Linked DNA regions of Homo sapiens: all the other regions are linked to region 3. The links are chromatin contacts, found by Hi-C or POLR2A ChIA-PET in ENCODE. All regions are on one chromosome and are shown on one strand. The core of a region is the stretch at or near the end of the contact, and the rest is flanking DNA. Distances in the headings are between cores, read along the strand shown.

What was found. A loop is a pair of places that touch in the nucleus more often than their neighbours do. ChIA-PET counts read pairs that join two places held with the same protein, here RNA polymerase II (POLR2A). Pooled maps may share reads with other maps.
Region 1: a loop to region 3 is called in a map of transverse colon, with 8 times the contacts of the local background. The contact joins the promoter of IFNA1 here to the enhancer-like site in region 3. A Hi-C loop is called at or near these places in 1 of 168 maps with a recorded cell type or tissue (transverse colon). POLR2A ChIA-PET finds 5 or more read pairs at or near these places in 1 of 52 experiments (WTC11).
Region 2: a loop to region 3 is called in a map of naive thymus-derived CD4-positive, alpha-beta T cell, with 2.8 times the contacts of the local background. The contact joins two enhancer-like sites. A Hi-C loop is called at or near these places in 1 of 168 maps with a recorded cell type or tissue (naive thymus-derived CD4-positive, alpha-beta T cell) and 5 of 50 pooled maps. POLR2A ChIA-PET finds 5 or more read pairs at or near these places in 2 of 52 experiments (Panc1 and naive thymus-derived CD4-positive, alpha-beta T cell).

What each region holds. Positions count from the first base shown.
Region 1 is chr9:21,439,173-21,443,455 of GRCh38, reverse strand. It overlaps IFNA1 (interferon alpha 1), which reads right to left and starts at 3,017. Exons shown (of 1, transcript NM_024013.3): 1 at 2,140-3,017. The coding sequence starts at 2,948. The coding sequence ends at 2,379.
Region 2 is chr9:21,786,637-21,790,953 of GRCh38, reverse strand. No RefSeq gene overlaps it. Among named protein-coding and RNA genes, the nearest start is that of MTAP, 14 kb to the left of the region's middle. Within about 2 kb of position 1,338, at least 5 of the 41 ENCODE cell types and tissues checked have a DNase peak (open chromatin) inside an H3K27ac peak, as active enhancers do; they include Panc1, where a contact is called at or near this core.
Region 3 is chr9:21,614,268-21,618,126 of GRCh38, reverse strand. No RefSeq gene overlaps it. Among named protein-coding and RNA genes, the nearest start is that of MIR31HG, 56 kb to the right of the region's middle. Within about 2 kb of position 1,831, at least 4 of the 41 ENCODE cell types and tissues checked have a DNase peak (open chromatin) inside an H3K27ac peak, as active enhancers do; they include Panc1, where a contact is called at or near this core.

The sequences.
Region 1 (4,283 bases), core at 1,768-4,267, 180 kb after region 3:
GCCTCCTGGATTCATGCCATTCTCTTGTCTCAGCCTCCCCAGTAGCTGGGACTACAGGTGCCTGCCACCACGCCTGGCTAATTTTTTGTATTTTTTAGTAGAGACGGGGTTTCACTGTGTTAGCCAGGATGGTCTCGATCTCCTGACCTCGTGATCCTCCTGCCTCGGCCTCCCAAAGTTCTGGGATTACAGGCATGAGCCACTGCACCCGGCCCAGTTATAATTGTTAAATCTTTTTTTTTCCTTGTGAATTCTACACAACTCTTTCTTGCTCTCTGAATTTCCATGGTTCATACTGTATTTTCAGCTGGTTATGACCAACTTTTTCTTTATCTTAAGTATTGAGACAGAGATTCGTTGATTCCCTTTTCATTATTAATTTGTGAAGGAAGTTTTCAGTCTTTATGTTGATGGTAATTTAGTTATTTTTGGATTGGCATAAGATTGTAATATTCATAACATCAGGAAAAATTGCCAAGAAGTAATATATGAGCTCTACCAGAAAATAAAATGTGTTAAAAGCTGAAGTAAAATTATAGTAAACCAGTGTTACAATTACGCAAGTTAAGTAACTTAATTAATAAAGCCAGTAGGTCCAGGAATCATTATATTATCAGTATTAATTAAATATTGTGATGACGGATTGAATTAGTTTTCTATTCCCACCTACAGAATTAAGGCAGCTTACTGATATTCAAAGTAGTATTTATTTAAAAAATGAAAAATTATCATTGTAATTAAATATTTTAATTTAACATAAATATACTAAACATATCAATATGGTTGCCAGTACATCAGTTACATGAAATCTATCCGGAAAAAATATACTGCAAAAAAGAAAAAAAAACTGTGTACAAAAACAATAATCCACATTCTTTTCAAATTCCATTCTATTTCCATCTTCACTTCAGAGTCACTAACTTCTCTTACTTGGATCCTACTGCAGTATGACTTCTACTTATTAATTCCACCAAACCAGCTCTCTCACTAAGATTGCCAAGGCTATCTATTTCCCAATTACTGGGCAGTTTTAATCCGTATCTTGGGAAAATCTACTGATTCATCTTCCCCGCACATTTATCTTCTTAAATACACTTTTATCACAGTATCAGTCCATTGTTGCAGTGCTACAAAGAAATAGCTGAGACTGGGTAAATTATAAGAAAAGAGGTTTAATTGCCTCACAATTCTGCAGGCTATACAGGAAGCATGGCAGCATCTGCTTCTGGGGAGGCTTCAGAGAGGAAGGTAAAGCGAGAGCAAGAGGAAGGGTAGGGGTAGGTGCCACACACTTTTAAACAACTAGATCTCAGGAGGGCTCACTATCACCATGACAGCACCAAAGGGGATGGTGTTAAACCATGAGAAATAGCCATGACCCAGTCACCCCGCACCAGGCCCTACCTCCAACACTGGGGATTGCAATTCCACATGAGATTTGGGCAGGGACACAGATCCAAACCATATTAATCACCAATCTCTCTTGTTGTTAGTCTAATATAAGGGACACCACCTCTGGTTCCTCTGTGTCTCTTCTCTTCCCTCACTTTAAAGGTGGAAGGTCCTCAAAATCCTGCTTAAGTCCTTTTCTCTGTCTACACTCTCTCCACACATGAGCACTTCCATTTCTGGGATTTTGCTTGCCATGTATGAACCCCCAGCAACTGCATTCCTTGTAAGTTGCAAACTCATATATCCAACTGGCAATAGACATTTTCTACTAGATGTTTACCAGTCAACTTTTGAGGATATCTGTTTATTTTTATTTCCTCACCTGTCTCAGTTTACCCGCTGCTGAGAGAAATCATTAGTTGCTCCTTCTTCTCATAGTATTTAGGATAACTGATATTAAGTATGATTACCATCTTTAGTTTTATTCCATACAAAAACCAAATATGCAAGAGAGTAGGAAGTAGATTTATTGTATTCAGCTTTATATCTTGAGTACAACATACAACCTGGTTTAGAGAAAGGTCATTTTTACTTACATCTTACATATAATAATGATAAGCAAATAAAATATACCCTTTATTCTCTAATCAGGTTGCACAGTCAGGCTAGGAATTTCATATTAAAGAATGAACACATACAGGAAGTTCCTATAGTAAAAGTTTAATGAACAACACAAAATAATGGATTGAGTAAATATAAGGAACATGTTTTATTACACTAACCACAGTGTAAAGGTGCACATGACGTTATATGAACAAAAATAATTTAAATCTTATGAATAGTTAAATAAATATTTAAATAGATAAATCAGTTTATCAGCATGGTCATAGTTATAGCAGGGGTGAGAGTCTTTGAAATGACAGAATTCATGAAAGCGTGACCTGGTGTATGAGTCAATAAGAATTGTTTTCATGTTGGACCAGATGTTATTCCTTCCTCCTTAATCTTTCTTGCAAGTTTGTTGATAAAGAGAGGGATCTCATGATTTCTGCTCTGACAACCTCCCAGGCACAAGGGCTGTATTTCTTCTCTGTCAGATAGAGAGTGATTCTTCGGAAGTATTTCTTCACAGCCAAGATGGAGTCCGCATTCATCAGGGGAGTTTCTCCCACCCTCTCCTCCTGCATCACACAGGCTTCCAAGTCATTCAGCTGCTGGTAGAGTTCGGTGCAGAATTTGTCTAGGAGGTCCTCATCCCAAGCAGCAGATGAATCTTTTGTGGTAAAGAGGTTGAAGATCTGCTGGATCAGCTCATGGAGGACAGAGATGGCTGGAGCCTTCTGGAACTGGTTGCCATCAAACTCCTCCTGGGGAAATCCAAAGTCATGTCTGTCCATCAGACAGGAGGAAGGAGAGATTCTGCTCATTTGTGCCAGGAGCATCAAGGTCCTCCTGTTATCCAGGCTGTGGGTCTCAGGGAGATCACAGCCCAGAGAGCAGCTTGACTTGCAGCTGAGCACCACCAGGACCATCAGTAAAGCAAAGGGCGAGGCCATCGTAGATATTGCAGATACTTCTGGGCTTGCTGAGATGGGTGACTCTGAACCTTGGGCTCTAGGTTCTCTGAAGGCCTTGCTTCCTGCAAATGCCTTAAATAGGGAACATACTGATTTCCACTTTCTTAATGCTTCTGGGCCACTTTCCATTTCTGTTTTTGCTTTCCTTCATGCACTCTTTACATGAGTTTAGAGCCGTGTTTCTCAAATGTTTTGTTTTTCATTATTGTCTTCCCCATCTTGTTCCCAGAGACTTTTTAGATATCTTTTTCCTAATTGAACCCACCGTGAAAATTTAATAACACAGATACAATATGTATCTATTTATATACTATATGTATATCTCTATAATCAAAAAGTACAAAGTTTAATCTTTGTATTCAATGCAGGTTTAAAAATAACCAAATGAAAAATTTAAGCTAAAAGTTAAATTTAAAATCTATTCAAATTTTTCTTAACTTTATAACTAAATTTGCTTATGGACTTCAACGTAATTTATTTACTGATATAAATTGTACTGTAGGCCTGGCGAGGTGGCTCACGCCTGTAATCCCAGCACTTTGGGAGTCCGAGGTGGGTGGATCACGAGGTCAGGAGTTCAAGACCAGCCTGGCCAAGACGGTGAAACCCCATCTCAACGAAAAAAACAAAAAAAAAACAAAAAAAAAATTAGCTAGGCATGGTTGTGTGCACCTGTAATCCCAGCTACTCAGGAGGCCGAGGCAGGGAATTCCTTGAACTCATGAGGTGGAGGTTGCAGTGAGCCGAGATTGTGCCACTGCACTCCAGCCTGGGTGTCAGAGTGAGACTCTGTTTCAAAAAACAAACAAACAAATAAATTGTAGTGTATCAAATTACATAAGCAAATTAACAAATTATAAACATTTTCTAATGTTTATAGATAAACATTTTCTAAGTAATGAATACTTAAAAATTATTTGAAAGTGATAAACACTTAAAACTTTAAAATATTTTTATCATTTATTTTTAGTGTTCTTACGTTTTTTTAGATCTGATTACTCCTGAATTTCACCAAACATTTAAACAGAACCAAATCTTTGAAAAAATTAAGGAGGAATACTCCCAAACTCATTTTATGAAGCCAGCATTACCTTGATACCTAAGCCAGAGATGGACATTACAAGAAAAAAAAAAATTACAGCCAATATTCCTGATGAACACAGATGCAAAATCATCCACAAAGTAGTTGCAAATGAAATTCAAAAGCACTATAAAAGGATCATTTATTATGATCAAGCTTGATTTATTCCTGGGATGCAAGAATATTTTAATATGTTGGAATCAATAAATGCCATACTCCTTATTTACACAATA
Region 2 (4,317 bases), core at 89-2,588, 170 kb before region 3:
ATATGGCGGTCCTGTTGTACTGGTGATTGTTTCAAGTGGCTGGACTGATGAGTAGGCATGGAGTATTGGTGATCATCTAAGAAGCATCTTATCCAACTGTGAAAATATCTCTGGAGCAGAGGTGTGCAAAGGGAAATATGATGTTGCTGAGGGCTTCCTAGAGCTCCCCAAAAGTCATGTACCAGATACACAATTTTTTCCTAGACCATCTGACAATAATTGCCACAATTAAGTTAAAGCATTAGACACAAATCTTGCTCGTAAAGTAATATATTCCCATCAAGCTCATTTATCTCTTTATTTAAAAGTGTCGGCCGGGCACGGTGGCTTCCGCCTGTAATCCCAGCACTTTGGGAGGCCGAGGCAGGTGGATCACCTGAGGTTGGGAGCTCGAGACCAGCCTGACCAACATGGAGAAACCCCGTCTCTACTAAAAAATACAAAAATTAGCTGGGCATGGTGGCGCATGCCCGTAATCGCAGCTACTTGGGGGGCTGAGGCAGTAGAATCGCTTGAACACGGGAGGCGGAGGTTGCAGTGAGCTGAAATTGGGCCATTGCATTCCAGCCTGGGCAACAAGAGCAAAACTCCATCTCAAAAAAAAAAAAAAAAGTGTTAGTTTATAATGCACTTAAAGAGGAAGCAACAAGTTGTCTGTTCTGTGTGTCATGAGTGGATTATATTATGTTCACTGATCCAGCCCATCCTCTCCCTCCTCCCCTCTCTTCCCTTCACCTTCTACCCTCTTTTCCTCTCTTCCTCAGGTTACTTATAAGGGCAGCCATCACAGATTTGCTACAACTGAACTGACAAACTCAAAGGACACTTCAAAACAGATTTCAATTGAATTTTGTCTTGAGATTCTTCATTTTTCTTTCCTTGTCATGTTGGCCACAATTTGGTATCCAGTTATCTCAAATAGAGTGTAATTCATAGGTTCATGATATAGTTATGTTCATTAGATGAATGAATAAGTGAATGACTAAATGAATGAATGAATGAAGAACACATTATTATGGTTTTAGTTTTAGCAAAAGAGGAAGTTCAGAAATGCTAAGGAACCTGAACACCAGGGGGCATCAAAAGTTTGCTTTCTTTTTTTTTTTTCTCAAACCTGCCTTTTAAAATAGTCTAAAACTTGAGTCATATTGGCTTCATAAGAGAAAGTGCGAGAGAGAAAGGGGGAAGGGAAAGAGAGAAGTTATAACTTAAAGGTTAATTCTAAAGTGGTAAGTGTACTCTACTGCAGTTTACTTAAGTTGCTTCTACAACAGTGCACGTGGTTTTTCTCATAGTTATATACCAATGACCAGCAGATGACACCACTTCTTATGACCAGCAGATGGCACCACTTGACCTTATGGGTCAAGGAGTACAGTTGTAGGACCAGATTTTGGAGGATAAAGAAACATATATAGGGGATGAAATCTTTCACAAACTTTCTGTAGAAAAACTACTAAAGTAAAGTAAATATTAAGTAGAGAATTAATCCCTGTAGGTCTCAAATACCTTAATTTTTAAAAGGTAGAATTTTAACCAGAGGTATATTGTTCATTTTGAAACAGATAACTAAAATGTTTTTACATGTCAAGTTTAAGCCTCAGAAAAGGTGAGCTGTAATTGATAGAAATAATTTGGATTTCACTGTGTACTTTTAGAATATTCCTTTATCAGATTTTTCAATGACCAATTAATTCACAGATATTAGCCAAAAGAAAGACAGTTGCACACAGACACAATACTGTTAGATTACTGATTAATAGCACTAAATGATTTCCTCCATTGTCCTTGGCTATATAATTTAAGTGTCAACAGAGTACTTCAGGTTCCCTTATGCACTATCAGTTATTTACCTTTTCTAAACATTTAACTACTTTAGTTGGATACTTATAATCAGATAAAAACCGGAACAATGTCTGTAGTTAGAGTACTTGTAGTGCAAAGGAAAATGCAGACCCACTGGTTTTTGAGAGTGACAGCACTTGACCCGAAGCTTTAAACGTGCTTGTGAAACTTCCATCTGGGTGAAGGAGTAGAGGCCAGACTAGCACTTAGTTTCTTTTTAGATCTTCCATACCTTAGTCACGCAGATAAGTAGTAACTGCTTGAATGGGAATAAAAAGCATTCCGTCGGATTTCTGTGTATAATGAAAAGTCCCTGTCTTTGGCTCTTTGATTTCCCACATGAAGCTCAGCTTGGATATTACTACGATAAGAAAGAGCTCTAGAGAAAACAAAAGGGCATATTTGCTTAAATTGCTGTTTGCATCAAAAGAAACTGCTTAATGGGGTTATCGGTAGGTCAGACTGCACCCTGTTTTCACCAAGGCTGAATCAAGACCAGATGAATTCAGGAGGGCTGGGTGGGATTAGAGTCCTTAAGTGGCAGTATTTTAATAAAATTCTTCTTGGCAAAACTATCTCTGAGCTTTCTATTTTATTAGCAACTGAAAGATACATAAGAAAGAGATTGGAAATACTGAAGTGATCAACTACTAGGAAATGAACCTTAGGTTTAATTTTATTTCCACACAAAAAAACAAAACAAAACAAAACCACTGTGCCATATGGGAGAAAACATGATAGAGAAGCAAGGTCTAGACCCATACTCTCTGACTCTACACTATTTGGTGTTGAAGCTTATGACACTCAGCTTCAGTTTCTTCATCTGTAAAATTAGGGTGATTATCCAGGGTTTGTGTGAGAGTTCAAGTTAATACTTGTAAAGCACTTGGAACATGGTAAGTACTGAATGTGTTAATTATGATGATGATGATGATGGTATACTAGCTACTGCATGAGGTGCTGAGAATAGAGATTGAAAAGATACTGTCTCTGCCTTTGGGGAACTTAGAGTCTTTTAGGAGGAGTAAAGAAAATAAATAAGAGCCAAATGTTATAGATATAATAAGGACGTTATATACAGTTTTGGGATAGGGGGTGACAAGGTAGGGTATGGTGAGTTTGGCCTGGGTAGGGGTGAGGGATGCCTTGAAGAAAGGCCCTTGAGCTGAACTGTGCAATATGTATTTGCAGGCAAGAAAAGGGAACAAGGAAGGGCTTTTGGACATGTAGTGAAGGCAGGGCTGGGCAACATGTGTTGAAGGGCACCAAAGTAGGAACCAGTGTGGTACATTCAAAGAGCTGCCGTTCTTGGAATGTGGTTAGAGCACAGGGTGTGAGTATAAGGGGGCAGAGTGAGAGATGAAGCCTTTCGGGCGGACATAGGTCAGAGTCTAGCATTGGAAACAGGAATCCAAGGGTTAATTTGGAAATTAGATGAGGTTTGTTTCGCTCATTCATTCATTATTTATTTATTTATTTATTTATTTATTAGAGGCAAGGTCTCACTGTATTACCCAGGGGGACCTCAAACTCCTGGGCTCTGGGAACCTTCCTACGTCAACCTCCCAGGTAGCTGGAATTACAGACATGTGCCACCGTGCATGGCTAGTATTTTTAAAAAATAAGCTGTCAACATTTACAACTTAGAAACCTCTACATGAAAAAATAGGGATTTCCAAGCTTTCTAGAAAATTTGGAGTGTCTTCCAATATCATTCTCTAATTCCAACACAGTATCAGTGGATGACATGCGCACTGCCCAGTTTGTCCCTGGCCTCTTCGTCTCACATTCAGTCCCAGCCTTGCCTCTAGTCCCACGAGCATTGGTGTTTCTGACCTTTACATAGCACCCTAAAGACTTCTGATATTATTCTACAGGGCACGCAGAGCATTAAAATATTTTAAGAAGGAGGTTCTACTGGAGGAGGGATTGAAGGACAAGATGGTAAATTGTTTTCATGTTTTAACAAAAGTTCTATCATGAGCAATGACTGGACACATACGAGGGCAATTGAGTATCATTGGATTTTACTATTAAATTTCATTAGAAAATATAATCTATTCTTTGAAAATTGGAATATTTAATCTTATTATGGAAGAGTGACCAATCTTCTAGTCAATCCTGTATTATTCTTATTTTTTAGAGTAAGCAAAAGGTCTAAAATTTTAAGAGGAAAGCCCATCCTTCTTTGGCAGCTCCTTTAAGGATCAACAGATAGTCCTCTTGGAACTGATAATGAAATATAATCCAATCTTAACATACCTGGAAAAGGGCTAAAGGGAATGCATACCTACATTTCAACAGGGGAGGAACTGGTACAAAACAACAGTTACTAAGAGGCAACAAAGAATTTCTGGCAGAGTGGGTTTTGCTATCTAAAACCTGCTTTTTCTAATAGAGGCAACTTCTCATCTCCAGATACTCCGTGACTTTCAGGAAGAAAGGCATATAACTTAAATTGAAGTGATAGAT
Region 3 (3,859 bases), core at 582-3,081:
CAGTGAGCCACCTGTAATCCTAAAGCACTTTTGTATAAGTTTTAAAAAATTTGTTACAGCAATTTAATAATTTAAATAGAATCACCTTCAGGAACATAGATACACAAACAAAAACTCAAGCAATTTAATTGAATGGTATATTTAAATGCACCAAATTCTTTAAAATCCTCCAGAATTGACTCAAGTTCATGGATATGAAAAGGTAATTTTGAAGTACTACAGACAAGCGTAAAATAGGCAAAGTCGTTACTTTGCCTTGACCAATAAGACGACAGCCTGTGGATACATTAGACATTTACAAGAGCACTTCTAAGAAATATTAGAGTGAAAAGTCATTAAAAAGGAACATAAATTATTTCATAAGGATACTTTTATAGCTAACAATTTATTTGGTTCTCCAAGGCTTACTTATTTTTATTTTAGAATACCAAACACAAGTTGAGTGTTCAGAATAAGAAATTAGTTAATGGGTACAATGTATGTTATTCAGGTGCTGAATACCCTAAAAAGCCTGGCTTGACCAACATGCAATCTATGCATGTAACAAAATTGCAAAAAAAAAAAAAAAGAACAAAAGTAAATAAATAAAATTCTTTAGCTAATACAGTCAAAAGAAGAAATACCTGTGTAGAAAATAATTCTTTTTTTAATCATCCTTCGAAACTTCAGGTCCCACTTCCCTGTCATTAATCTTTTGAGATTTAAAATTATTCCGCCCCCATCATTCTCATCCTGTGTGTATGTGTGTGTACCTGTGTGTGTTTTCTTAGCATAAATGGAATTTTGTAAGCAAGTGGTTCTTTAAAGATGTAATAAAGAAACTTCTCTGGTTCTGTTTTAATTCCTTCTCCATGACTTAGCTTCGACAGATAAAATTTTATTCAGGGGCTACAAGAGCTTCTTGAATTCCAAGTAGTACTCCTAATCTCTAACAAACGAATCTAAGTGTCATTAAAAAGATAAATAAAACAGGCCGGGAGTGGTGGCTCACTCCTGTAATCCTAGCACTTTGGGAGGCCGAGGCGGGCGGATCACAAGGTCAGGAGATCGAGACCATCCTGGCTAACACAGTGAAACTCCGTCTCTACTGAAAATACAAAAAAATTAGCCGGGCGTGGTGGCAGGCGCCTGTAGTCCCAGCTACTGGGGAGGCTGAAGCAGGAGAATGGCTGAACCCGGGAGGCGGAGCTTGCTTGCAGTGAGCTGAGATCGCGCCACTGCACTCCAGCCTGGGTGACAAAGCGAGACTCTGTCTCAAAAAAAATAAAAATAAAAATAAAATAAATAAAACAATCATATCAACAAAACCCAACAAAGATATGAGATCACTTTATTTAAAAATCTCTTATTTACTGTGCAGAACCCTCTTGATATAAAATGATAGAACTGAATATAACATAGAGCCCAGGTCTCGACGCCCATTCATTCACTCATGCATGCATGTATTCATTCATTCAATGTGCCAGGCACTCTTCTAAGTCCTGGGGATTCATCTGTAAACAAAACAGGAAAAAATTCCTGGCCTGATGATGGTTACATTCTGACTCTGTGTATGTAAAGGGGAAGTGGGAAGGCAGATCGTAAACAAAATTTAAAAGTAGGCTATTAGGAAATCAGAGTATAATAATTGCTATAGACAAAAATAAAGCAGGCTTTGAAAGAGGGAGTTGTGGGTAAGAATAAGATTTGAAATTTTACATAGACTGGTTAGAGAAGCCCTCAAGGAGAAAGTGACATTTCTGTAAAAACTTGTAAGAGGTGAGAGAGTGAACTGCTATGACGTCTGGGAGCAGAGCATTCCAGACGTGGGTATTCAGATTTGCAAGAGCCAGGGCCTGGGGTGGAAGCCTGTACTTGGTCACTTCTCAGAACCTGAGTTGTAAAATGAGCATATTAATTCACCCCACTACCTCCACCCCCGAGTGATTCCAAAGGTTATATGAGGTAATGGAGTTAGTCATGGATATGAAATCTGACACATAGAATTTCCAATTTTAAATTTACCAGTCATTTGTTTAACATCTAATATATACCAAATACTGAGTATATAACTATAAACAAGAACTGCTTTATGATATGAGGGAAATTGTAATCTTATTTTAGAGACACTGGTGAGGGGATAATTTTAATATGTGGTATTTTCTATAATAAATTTAGGGTATTATGGGAAGTATGTAGAGTAGAAAATATAATCCACATTTTTTGGATGAGAAAACTGAAATATAGAGATACTAACTGATGCAGCAAAAGATGGTGTGTGTGTTTTGAACTCTGTTTTTCTGACCTATGCTTGCATCAAATCCCTCTAGTATAATCATCTCCTAGGCTAGCGGGTGCGAACAAGTGACGCCTAGGATGAAACTCATTATTCCTCATTGCTCCTGCTACCATTTTACCCATTGCAGCATCACTCTGAGGCTAATCAACAAAGAAACAGCCAACTACCTGGCACATGGGCCTTTAGTCTGGGAACTTAAGATAAGCTTTCCTTCCCAGAGCCTGCAGAGCCAACGAGTGTAACTAAAAGTTGTCACTGGGGTTTGAGTGGGAGGGGGATTGATAGAGCAATCAGGATGTGGGAAATGAAAATAATCACAGCTTTCACTTGTTTTTTCACATCTGTTTTCTCTTTTGATCCTTGCAACAGTCTCACTAATTAAGCAGGAGTTGTTAGTTCTATAAAAAGCAAAACAAAACAAAACAAAAACCTGTTTAAAGACTATAAGCACTTTGCTCAAGGTCTTATGGTTAGGAAGTGGGAGAAACAGAACTGAAACCCAGATTTCCATCTCCCAACTCCATTGTTCTTTCACTGATTCCATTTGCATTGGAATAGGGGGAGCTAAGGAATAGAATATTGAGGACTCTGGGTCTAGATTCCTTCAAAGGTAAAATGGAAGGGGAGGAGCCATGGGCTAGGTGATATCGTGGATGCCTTTGCATAGGCTGTAACTTCTGCTAGAATGCCCTCCCCCTCCTCTTCCTCTATACAGGGATGCTAATATGCTTCTTATAGAAAATAAACTGTACATTTTGGAGCAGTTTCAGATTAACAGAATTATTGAAAGATAGCTCAGAGAGTTCCCATATACTCACATCCAATTTCCCCTATTGTTAAGATCTTACATTAGTATGGTAATGTGAGATAATTTGTCACAATTCATGAACCAATGTTGATAATTTTTATTAACTAAAGTCCACATTTTATCAAGTTGTTCTCATTTTTTTCCTGGTATTCTTGTTCTGTTCCAGATTCCCATCCAGGATACCACATTACATTTAATAGTCATCTTTCCATAGGCTCCTGTTTCCCTGACTTTCTTAATTTTCAATGACCTTGGCAGTTTTGAGGATTATGGTCAGGCATTTTGTAGAACTTCTTTCACTGAGATTTGGCTGATGGTTTTCTTGTGATTAGGTGGGGATTATGTGCTTTTGGAAAAAAGACCACAGAGGTAGAGCACTATTCTAGTCACATAAAGGGTATATGCTGTCGATATGGCTTATCAATTTTGATGTTAACACTGATGACAAACAAACAAACCAACAAAAACAATAACCTTTACGTATATTCCCAAGTCTGTCTGTCTGTTTCACTTCCTGTTTTTCCTCTCTCTTCTCTGATGTCATTGGAAAAATTAAGCCAGGTGTGGTGGCCAGCACCTGTAGTTACATATATTCTAGAGGCTGAGATGGGAGGATCACTTGAGCCCAGGAGTTCGAGGCTGCAGTGAGCTATAATTGTGCCACTACACTCCAAGATGACACTTTGTCCAGGATGACAAAGCAAAACCCTGTGTCTACAAAGAAAAAAATGTATATGAAAGAATCCTATCATTGGAAAAATTAGAAAAAATGA